Regions from separate parts of the Homo sapiens genome. Here region 1 is linked to region 2. Evidence: read pairs that join two places in POLR2A ChIA-PET (ENCODE). Cell type or tissue: PC-9. All regions are shown on one strand. Links, peaks and the distances in the headings refer to the core of each region. The heading gives the core; the rest is flanking DNA.

Evidence for each region. Peaks named below come from ENCODE experiments on the same cell type or tissue, not always from the same donor. Only the 100,000 strongest peaks of a DNase experiment are listed, where the experiment ranks them.
Region 1: POLR2A ChIA-PET joins it to region 2 with 42 read pairs; 4 of 35 experiments call an interaction of 5 or more read pairs at or near these places.

What each region holds. Positions count from the first base shown.
Region 1 is chr7:101,468,185-101,473,554 of GRCh38, reverse strand. The region is part of intron 3 of COL26A1 (collagen type XXVI alpha 1 chain); the gene reads right to left. Among named protein-coding and RNA genes, the nearest start is that of LINC01007, 98 kb to the left of the region's middle. In PC-9, for the core only: no CTCF peak of the experiment used is centred there; no DNase peak of the experiment used is centred there; H3K27me3 peaks cover 2,082 bases.
Region 2 is chr7:101,399,469-101,404,838 of GRCh38, reverse strand. The region is part of intron 1 of COL26A1 (collagen type XXVI alpha 1 chain); the gene reads right to left. Among named protein-coding and RNA genes, the nearest start is that of COL26A1, 39 kb to the right of the region's middle. RefSeq lists an enhancer at 3,308-3,835. In PC-9, for the core only: no CTCF peak of the experiment used is centred there; a DNase peak (open chromatin) is centred at 2,538; H3K4me3 peaks cover 326 bases.

The DNA.
Region 1 (5,370 bases), core at 264-5,263, 69 kb before region 2:
AATTCTCCTGCCTCAGCCTCCCAAAGTGCTGAGGTTGCCTGTATGAGCCCTTGTCCAAAACTTCACAACTAGAGGTGGTGGGACCAGGTTTGACTGCAGGTGGTGCCAAGCCCCAGTGTTTGTTCTCCTCTGGGTGGGGTCCTAGCAGACCAAAAAGCGGCAGCAAAACATGCAACCCAGGCCGGGCGCAGTGGCTCACGCCTGTAATCCCAGCATTTTGGGAGGCTGAGGTGGGCGGATCACAAGGTCAGGAGATCAAGACCATGCGGTGAATGGTGAAACCCTGTCTCTACTAAAAATACAAAAAATTAGCCAGGCGTGGTGGCGGGCGCCTGTAGTCCCAGCTACTCGGGAGGCTGAGGCGGAAGAATGGCGTGAACCCAGGAGGTGGAGCTTGCAGTGAGCAGAGATTGTGCCACTGCACTCCAGCCTGGGCGACAGAGTGAGACTCCGTGTCAAAAAAAAAGAAAAAAAAAAAGATGCAACCCATAGTCAGCTCATAAACCAGTTGGGAAGATAAACATATAGGCAATTGAGAAAAAAAGAAGAAAACTCCAAGCCTGTAAGAGAAGCACTGAATGAGAGGCCCAGGCAATAAATAACTACAAAGGCACAGCAAGGCTCAGGGATTCTGGAACATTCCAACGCCATGTCGGGGAAACGCAGGCAATGCTTTAGGTGGTTCTTGTGGGAACAGGAGACCCAGAGACAAGTGCACCCCCTCTGCAGATCCGGAGGTCCCCTGGGGCCCCACAACACTTCGACTGGAAGGAGTGAGGGTTAGAGCCACAGATTGCGGTGTTTATGGGCTCCTAAGAGCATGTGGGCACTTCGTAAATGCGATTTGATGGTGGAACAGTTGGCTGAGGGAAGGGCTGTCCTCATCCCAGCTGCTCCATGCTCTCCTGGGAGGCATTTTCCCGAGGCGCAATGTGCATGACCTGAGCTACATGGTCCTCACCTACCAGGATGGCCTCAGTCCATACATGCTTAGCACAACCCCTCCATGGCGGAATGGATCCACCTGTTGGAGGAGTCTCAACCAGAGTGACTCCATCTTGAATAATGGCCAAATAAAGCCAAACCTGGTAGGTTACATTCCCAGGAAGTTAGGCACTCTTGGTTACAGGGTGTTTATGGTGGAAGGGATGAGTTAACTAACTAAATAAGACCTCGAACTTAAAGAGATGTCCTGATGCCCTGATATCTTAAGAAGAAAAAACATCCTTAGTTTAAAAATAAGTTTCAAGGCTGAGCACAGCGGCTCACACCTGTAATCCCAGCACTTTGGGAGGCCAAGGTCGGCAGATTGCTTGAGCTCAGGAGTTCCAGACCAGCCTGGCAACGTGGTGAAACCATCATCTCTATAAACAAATTTGGAAACTGGCCAGGCGTGATGGCGCATGCCTATAGTCTTAGCTACTTGGCGGTCTGAGGCAGGAGGATAGCTTGACCCTGGGCGGTTGAGGCTGCAGTGAGCCATGTTTATACCACTGCACTCCAGCCTGGGTGACAAAGTAAGATCCTGTCTCAAAAAAAAAGTTTTGCTTTAAAGATAATAGCATACCTATTAATTCTTGCTGAAATCAACAGTTACACAAGAGAATAGCAATACTAATTGCCTGTCACAACCTGATCACAAACCTTTGGAATAAAGCATGTAAGACCTTATTCTGGCCGGGCGCAGCGGCTCATGCCTGTAATCTCAGCACTTTGGGAGGCCAAGGTGGGCAGATCACTTGAGGTCAGGAGTTGGAGACCAGCCCAGCCAACATGGTGAAACCCCATCTCTACTAAAAATACAAAAATGAGCCAGGCACGATGGTGCGTGCCTATCGTCCCAGCTACTCTGAAGGCTGAGGCAGGAGAATCGCTTGAACTCGGTAGGTGGAGGTTGCAGTGAGCTGAGACTGTGCCACTGAACTCCAGCCTGGGCAACAGAGTGAGACTCTGTCTCAAAAAAAAAAAAAAAAAAAAAAAAAACAAACAACAACAACAACAACAAAACATTATTCTTAGCTCTGTTATTCTATTTAAGCAAGCATTGTATTTGACGTGAGTGTATTCCTTCTGCTTTCTGAGGATAGCCTATTCTGTAATTGAGTAGTCTCTAATACATTATCTTAGCTTCACTATACTCGGCAACTCACCCTGAATTCTTTCCTGTGTAAGATCCAAGAACCCACTATTGGGAGTCTAGATGACACTCCTTTCCGGTAACACACTCACACAGGGTGTATCGTGATGTGGCTCCACATCAGCCACCCTATTCAAATCTCTGCCATTGCTCAGCCATGTGCACAAGGCAAGTATAAAGCCCTTATGCTTAATTGCATGGGAACAGATATTATGGCACGTGGGGGCTGGCACTGTGAAATGTCATTGCTGGAAATCAGGGCCTCCTGTACCTTGACCTTAAGGCCCGAGTGAGTGTCTTCAGTACACAGAGTAGCATCCAGCCTCAGCTCCAAAGGCCTCTGTGTCTGTGGTATAATAAAATATATGTATTTGGTCTTTGTTGAAATTGCTAGCGTGGAGCCCCTAAGACCCTTGGAATTTCCTGAGTGATAGGAGTGTGTTTTGTTATTCATAACAAGCCTCTTTCCCCCAAATCTGAGTTTATGCTAAGTGAGGTGATCCCTGCTGGGCCCCTAGACAGCTTCAGGGTGAGAGGGTGGGGGCCAGAGAAGCCAGCCACGTGACTAGAGGGTGGGAACTTTCAGCTCCAACCTTGACCCCCAGGAAGAGAAGAAAGATGAGATTGTGTTAATCAACAATGGCCAATGATGTAATCAATCGAGCCTATGTAACGAGACCCCATATAAAAACCCTAACAGTGGAGATTATGGAGCTTCCAGGTTGGTAAGCACCTGAATGTTCTGGGACAGCGGATACTCAGAAAAGATAGAGAAGCTCTACATCCCGTCCCCACCCTCCATACTGGCCTATGTGATACAGGAGATAGAAAGAGATTATTTAGGCAGAGAGCAACGGCGATACAGTCCTTGGCAAGGTTTCCCTTTTAACAAAAAGCAGCCCCCAAATCATTTCTTTTCTAACAAAGAGCAGCCTGAAAAATCAAGCAGCAGACATAGAGAAGAAAGACAGAAGCTTGCAGGGGTGAATGCCGGCAGCTATGCCAATAGAAAAGGGCTACCCGGGGCTGGGCGTGGTGGCTCATGCCTGTAATCCCAGCACTTTGGGAGGCCGAGGTGGACGGATCACCTGAGGTCAGGAGTTCAAGACCAGCCTGGCCAACATGGTGAAACCCCCTCCCTACACAAAAAATTAGCTGGACATGGCGGTGCGCGCCTGTAATCCCAACTATTCAGGAGGCTGAGGCAGTAGAATCGCTTGAACCTGGGAGGCAGAGGTTGCAGTGAGATCGAACCACTGCACTCCATCCTGGATGACAGAGCCAGACTCTGTCTCGAAAAAAAAAAAAAAACAAAAAAAAAGGCAATCCATTTCTCCGGGACCCCTCTCTCTGCAGCAGAGAGAGCTCTTCTCTTGCTTTCGCTGATTCAACTTCTGCACTGACCATCATTCTTTGTGTGTCTGTGTCCTAGTTGCCCATGGTCGTGAGACAACGAATCTTGAGTATTTACCCCAGACAGCGACGCCACTTCACGTGCATCTCTCCCAGTTGGCTGCTACTCAAGTGTTTCCTTTACAATAAGATGGTAACCATCAGCAAAGTGCTTTCCTGAGTTCTGTGAGTGGTTCTAGCGAATTACCAAACATGAGGCAGAAATCGTGGACACCAGCTGGGCGCGGTGGTTCACGCCTGTAATCCCATCACTTTGGGAGGCTGAGGTGGGCGGATCACTTGAGGCCAGGAGTTCGAGACCAACCTGGCCAATATGGTGAAACCCCATCTCTACTAAAAATACAAAAATTAGCTGAGTATGGTGGCACACGCCTGTAATCCCAGCTACTCAGGAGGCTGATGCAGGAGAATTGCTTGAATCCAGGAAGCGGAGATTGCAGTGAGCTAAGATCGTGCCACTGCACACCAGGGCGAAAAGAGCAAAACTCTGTCTCAAAAAAAAAAAAAAAGAGAGAAATCGTGTAAACCCTTGAATTTGCATAAGTGCAGGTAAACTGGGCACCCCGTTTATGGCCGGCATCTGACGTGGGAGCAGTCTTATGGTCTTGAGCCCTTAAACTCTGGGGTCTGCTCTAACTCCCAGTAGTGTCTGAATGGAATGGTGGTGGTGTCAGAGAATTGGAGCAATGTATTTGGAGTCAGAAAAAAAACCACAGCAGTCTCCATTTCCTTTTCCACAAAGATATCTCCTAAATAGCTACCAGCATAGCTTTCACCCCTTTTCAGAGAGAGACCCCCAGAATTTCCAGGAGGGCTGTGTGTCTGCACAGCACTTTACAGTCCATAAAGCTATTCCTCTGCCCTACAGTGTCCCCAGGGCCCCACGAGGCAGGTCTGAAACTCAGAGAGGCATTCCTTCTGCTCAACATGCGTGTCTGCTGATGCGCTCTGCCAGATCATAGAAGATCAGGAGATGGAAACATTTGTGCTGGGAGAGTCTCTCTCCCAACCCCATTTCACAGATGAGAAAACCGAGGCCCTGCGAGGCTGTGACTTGGCCAAGGTCCACCCGGTGCAGCAGGGCAGAGCTCCATCTAGCTGCTTAATGGGAGCCAGGCCTGGGAACTGCCAGGTCTGGTGGAGGCCACTCACTGACACCAAATCTCAGCTGAGCGCCAAGGGCTTGGCCTCCAGGGCGGTGCCTGCACCCCTACAGATGGCCAGAGAAGAAGTGGAAAGGAAGTGAATGCGTCTCCCCCTCCCTCCTCCCACAGTTTCCCCAGCACATGTTCAAGACACAGAAATCTCTCATTAAAGTTTTACGGTTTAACCACCGAACATGCTACATCATCTCCATAACTTATACCTGACCTTGTGTCTAGACATGGCATCATGGGAAGGTAAGCCCCCTTCTGCAGGAAGTTTACGATAACCAGGGCTCAGTGGGTCGTTACGGAGGCCTTGCTTGGCGGCACGGAGCCCTGCCTCGGGGAGCAGAGACCTCCAAGGTGCCCCTTCCCCAGCAGGGCTACTCCTATGACCCTATTTCCAGAAGAGAAACGGATGGGCAGGTCACTTACAAAGTGATAAAAGAGCTAGAAAGAAATTCTTTAGGCAGATAGTGGGGGTAAGAGAGTCCTTGGTAAGGGTTTCCTTTTAATAAAAAGCAGCTGCAAAATAATTTCTTTTATTTTTTTTTTTTTGAGACTGAGTCTTGCTCTGTTGCCCAGGCTGGAGTGCAGTGGTGTGATCTTGGCTGGCTGCACCTCCACCTCCCGGGTTCAAGCGATTCTCTTGCCTCAACCTCCTGAGTAGCTGGG
Region 2 (5,370 bases), core at 280-5,279:
CCTCTGCTTCCTGAGCTCAAGCAATCCTCCCTCTTCAGCCTCCTGCGTAGCTGGAACCACAGGCGCGTATCATTACACTTAGCTAATTTTCGCACTTTGTTTTTGTAGAGACAGGGAGATTCACTATATAGCCTAGGCTGGTCTTGAGCTCCTGGGCTCAAGCAATCCTCCTACTTCAGCCTCCTAAAGAGATGGGATTCCAGGTATGAGCCACTGTGCCTGGCCTATTTATAGTTTAATGGTAACATCTGCTATGCTTAGAAGTTTGCAGTCCACAAATTTACATTCATATCGGTGCTATTGTCTTTGGGACTTCTGGCTCCCCTGGGAAGGTGAACTGCTACTTTGTAGATGGAAAACTGAGGTTGTGGCATTGAGATTTGCCCAAAGCCATTTGGGGGGGGAGGGTAAATGGTGCAACCAGGACACCAAGTGTCTCCCGGTCTCACATTCTCACGCCTTGATAGTATGTTTTGACAGCAGGTTGTTTTGGCGAGGATGCTTTCAGATGCGTTGTAAAAACCCTACTGATAAATTGGGCTTGAACAACCAGGTCACTTAAGATTTCACATATTGAGAAGTGAGTGGCTGCAGAGTTGGCTAATTAGGCAGCATCACACAGTCAAAGACCCTGCCTCCTGCTCTGCCTTCCCCAGGCTGTCTTGCCTCATGGCTCTAAGATGGCTGCCACCGCTCCAGGCTTCACAACCTCACACAACTGTGTCCAGAAATAAGGACACAGCTTCTCTTCTTGCATAGCTCTGTTGCCCAGGCTGGAGTGCTATGGCATGATCTTGGCTCACTGCAACATCCACCTCCCTGGTTCAAGCGATTCTCCTGCCTCAGCCTCCCAAGTAGCTGGGACTACAGGTGCCCACCAGCACACCGGCAAATTTTATATTTTTAGTAGAGACAGGGTTTCACCATGTTGGCCAGGCTGGTCTCGAACTCCTGACCTCAAGTGACCTGCCCGCCTAGGCTTCCCAAAGTGCTGGGATTACAGGCGTGAGCCACCGTGCCCGGCCTGGATCAGGCTTTAATCTGAAATTTAACCAGGATAATCCTGGAGTCTTTTTTTCTGAATAAATGGCACTCTCATAAAAGCTGTTTTAAAATGTGGGCCAACAGAAGAGAAGAGGACTGCCATTGAAAAGATGGTTTAGGCTGGGCACGGTGGTTCATGCTGCAATTCCAGCACTTTGAGAGGTCGAGGCAGGAGCATCACTTGAGGCCAGGAGTTCAAGACCAACCTGGGCAATATAGCAAGACCTGGTCTCTACAAAAAGTTTTTTTGTTTTGTTTTGTTTTGTTGTTGTTGTTGAAGCAGAGTCTCACTCTGTCTCCCAGGCTGGAGTGCAGTAGCATAATCTCAGCTCACTGCAACTTCTGCCTCCCAGGCTCAAGTGATTCTCCTGCCTCAGCCTCCCAATTAACTGGGATTACAGGCACATACCACCACACCCCACTAATTTTTGTATTTTTAGTAGAGACTTAGTAGAGCTGCACCATTTCAGGGGGAGGAATGCTCCCCCATGAAGGAGGGGACACACAAGAAGGCCCCCACTCCTAATCTCCCACTGCAGCAACTGTCCCACAAGCATCTCCCACTCTGTGAAGACAGAATTTTGTTTAGGTCTATTGTCCCCTGAAACCATCTCTCTATGGACTTGAATGGAGAATTATTAAGACTTTGCCGGCCACACGCAGTGGCTCATGACTGTAATCCCAGCACTTTGGGAGGCTGAGGAGGGAGGATTGCTTAAAGCCAGGAATTTGAGACCAGCCTGGGCAATACAGCGAGACCCCATCTCTACTAAAAATTTAAAAATTAGCTGGGCATAGTGGCACGTGACTAATCCCAGCTACTCGAGAAGCTGAGGTGGGAGCATCTCTTGAGCCCCGGAGGTCAAGGCTGCAGTGAGCTGAGATTGCACCACCACACTCTAGCTTGGGCAAAAGAGCAAGACCCTGTCAAAGAAAGGAAGAGGAAAGATAGAGGAAAGAAAGAAAAGGAAAGGGGAGGGGAGGAGAGGGGAGAGGAGGGAAAGGACAGGACAGGAAAGGAAAGGGGGCAAGGGAGGGAGGGAGGGAGGGAGGAAGGAAGGGAAAGAAGGAGAGAAAGAGAGAAAGAAATGAAAGGAAGCAGTGAAAGGAGGGAGGGAAGGAGGGAGGGAGGGAAGGAAGGAAGGAAGGGAGGGAGGGGAGGGGAGAAAGAAAGAGAAAGAGAAGAAAGGAAAGAAGGAAGGAAGAAAAAAGAATGAAGGAAAGAAAGAAAGAAAGAAAAAGAGAAAGAAAGAAGAAAAGAAAGAGAAAATAGAATTTTCACAGCCAGAGGCCTTGGAAAGATCATCCCGCCCCAACCCCCTTTTTACAGGTGAGAAAACCGAGGCCCAGAGAAGGGGAAAGGGGAAGGGAAGGGCTCAAGCTGGCACGGCAAGCTGGTGACGAACCAGGACAACCGCCAGGATTCCTGCTTTTAATTTCCTCCCATCCTCCTGCAATCAGCGGGGAGGCTGGTTCCCAGTGTTCACTTGGGGGGGAAAATCCCTGATAAGAATCTAAGGAATGTGACTGCTGAAAGGGACTGACTGTGGAATTTGGCATCCGACACGATCACATCACAGCCCAGCGAGTCTCCACCAGCAGAACACCTTTTCCAAAGGACCAGGCTCTGGGACTAATTGTCCGGCAGCCGGTGGCACCCCCGCCACACACTGCTGTCTTGGCATCTCTGAGAAATTCCTCAGTTCCCCTGCAAAGGTCAGGCCCGGGAGAATTTGAAGCCACTCCGAATCCAGGGGAGAATGAAATAAACCCGGCTGGTAATGAAGTCTGCCTTTTATGTTGGATCATTTCTTTCCAAGTCTGACATTTCTTCCTACCTTTCAAGGTAGGAATTTTTGGCAGTTCACGTAACCCCCAGCAGGCAGAGAGGAAACGTGGCTTCGACACCACCAGATCCTGCAGCTTTCCGCTGGAGACAAGAGGTGGTGTCCTGGGTTGGGGCCCAGTTGGGAAATTGCTGCAGGGTCCATCCCTCTCCAGGGTCTTCCTCCTCCTCCTCCTCTTCTCCCTCCTCCTCTTCCTCCTCTTCCTCCTCCTTCTCTTCCTTCTCCTCCTCTTCCTCTACCTCCTACTCTTCCTCCTCCTCAGCCTCCAACATCTTCTTCCTCCTCTTCCTCCTCCACCTCCTCCTCTCCCTCTTCTGCCTCCTCCTTTTCCTCTTCTTCCTCCTACTCTTCCTCTTCCTCCTCCTTTTCCTCCTCCTCTTTCTCTTCTTCCTCCTACTCTTCCTCTTCCTCCTCCTTCTCTTTGTCCTCCTGCTCCCCCTCCTCTTCCTTCTTCTAGTCTTCCTTTTCCTCCTCCTCCTTCTCCTCTTCCTTCTCTCCTCTTTCTCTTCCTTCTCCTTCTCCTCCACCTCCTGCTCCTCTTCTTCTTCCTCCTCCTCCTGGCAGGATTAGAGCTGGGAGAGGCTTTAGAGACCATCCCGCTGACATAGCTTTCATCATCACCCTCATCATCACTGGTAGGAAGCTCAGAGCAGTGCTGCCTCTTGTCCAGAAGCCCAGTGACTGGGAGGCTAGGCAGGCAGAGTCAAAGGCCTCGTCATGTTCTACAATCCTCTGGGGCTGGTCTCCACTGTCCAGACGGCTTGAAGGATCAGGGAAAGCCTTACCCCTATGCCTTCTCCAGGCAGGTAGTTCTGCAAAGAGCTGGTATGACAGCGCCATCCCTGGGTCTGCAAAATCATCCCCAAGCCAGGGACTCGGTGACAACTTCCAGCCAAATGCAGCCTCACACGGGACACACCTGTGCAGACGTGCTGCTGTCCACCTGACCCGTGTAACTGCAGCCTGCAGAGAGACCACAGGCCCTTGAACTCCCGTCTCCGCATCTCCCCACCCCTCGTTCGGGTTTAGCGCAGGGCCCACATCAGTGGTATTTACTGAATGAACAAGTGAAGGAAGGAAGGCGGTGTGGGTCGGGCGCAGTGGCTCATGTCTGTAATCCCAGCACTTTGGGAGGCCAAGGTGGGTGGATCACCTGAGGTCAAGAGTTCAAGACCAGCCTGGCCAACATGGTGAAACCCGGTCTCTACTAAAAATACAAAACTTAGCTGGGCATGGTGATGTGCACCTGTAATCCCAGCTACTCGGGAGGCTAAAGCAGAAGAATCGTTTGAACCTGGGAGGCAGAGGTTGCAGTGAGCTGAGACCGCACCATTGCGCTCCAGCCTGGGCAACAAGAGCGAAACTCCATCTCAAAACAAATAAACAAACAAAAAATAAAATAAAATAAAAATACAAAAATTAGCCAGGAGTGGTGGCGGGCACCTGCAATCCCAGCTACTCAGGAGGCTGAGGCAGGACAATCACTTGAATCCAGGAGGTGGAGGTTGCAGTGAGCCGAGATCGTGCCACTGCACTCCAGCCTGGGTGACAGAGTGAGACTCCATCTCAAAAAAAAAAAAAAAAAAAAAAAAAATAGGAAAAAAAAGAAAGGCAGTGTGGACTGAGGTCTGGAAGGGACAAAGCCCACTCCATGACCGAGCCCACCAGGCCTTCTGCAAGGATCTCCCTGCGCTCCTGAACCCCTGAGCCCTAGGCTGAGCCATGCCTCTCTCCACATCTGGGCCTTTAGCCCACCAAAGTCTAGAATGCCTACTCCCCTCCCCACCCCTGCCTCCCTGAGGGCCACCTACTCGTCTTCCACATCCTGCTCAAGTGGCCCCTTCACTCTCAAATATTTGCTGTCCCCTCTGCACAGATTTGGTCCCCGCCCTTTGGTTCCTCCAACTCTGCCCACAGCACTCGCAGCCACTGTACCACCCCCGGACATGACTGTCTCTCTCTCCCTGAGAGCAGAGACTTACTCAACTTGGATCTCTGCGGCAGCATCTGGCATTGAGTGGGTGATAAGTAAATATCTGGGAAGGCCAGGGGCAGCGGGGGCCATGGAAGAACTAATTATACATAAACTGTGTATTGGAAGAAACAACTTTATGATTCTTATGTTGTTTCTAACATATTTTGTGATCAGATTATTTCCCATGGGAATGCATGTTCAAAATTAGAATGAAGGCGGGGCACAATGGCTCACGCCTGTAATCCTAGCACTCTGAGAGGTTGAGGCAGGAGGATCAGCTGAGGTCAGGAGTTTGAGACCAGCCTGGGCAACATGGTGAAACTCTGTCTCTATTAAAAATACAAAATTTAGCCAGGTGTGGTAGCTTATACCTGTAATCCCAGCACTCTGGGAGGCCGAGGCAGGAGGATCACCTGAGGTCAGGAGTTCAAGACCAGCCTGGGCAAAATGGTGAAATCCCATATCTACTAAAAATACAAAAATTAGCCAGGTGTGGTGGTGCAC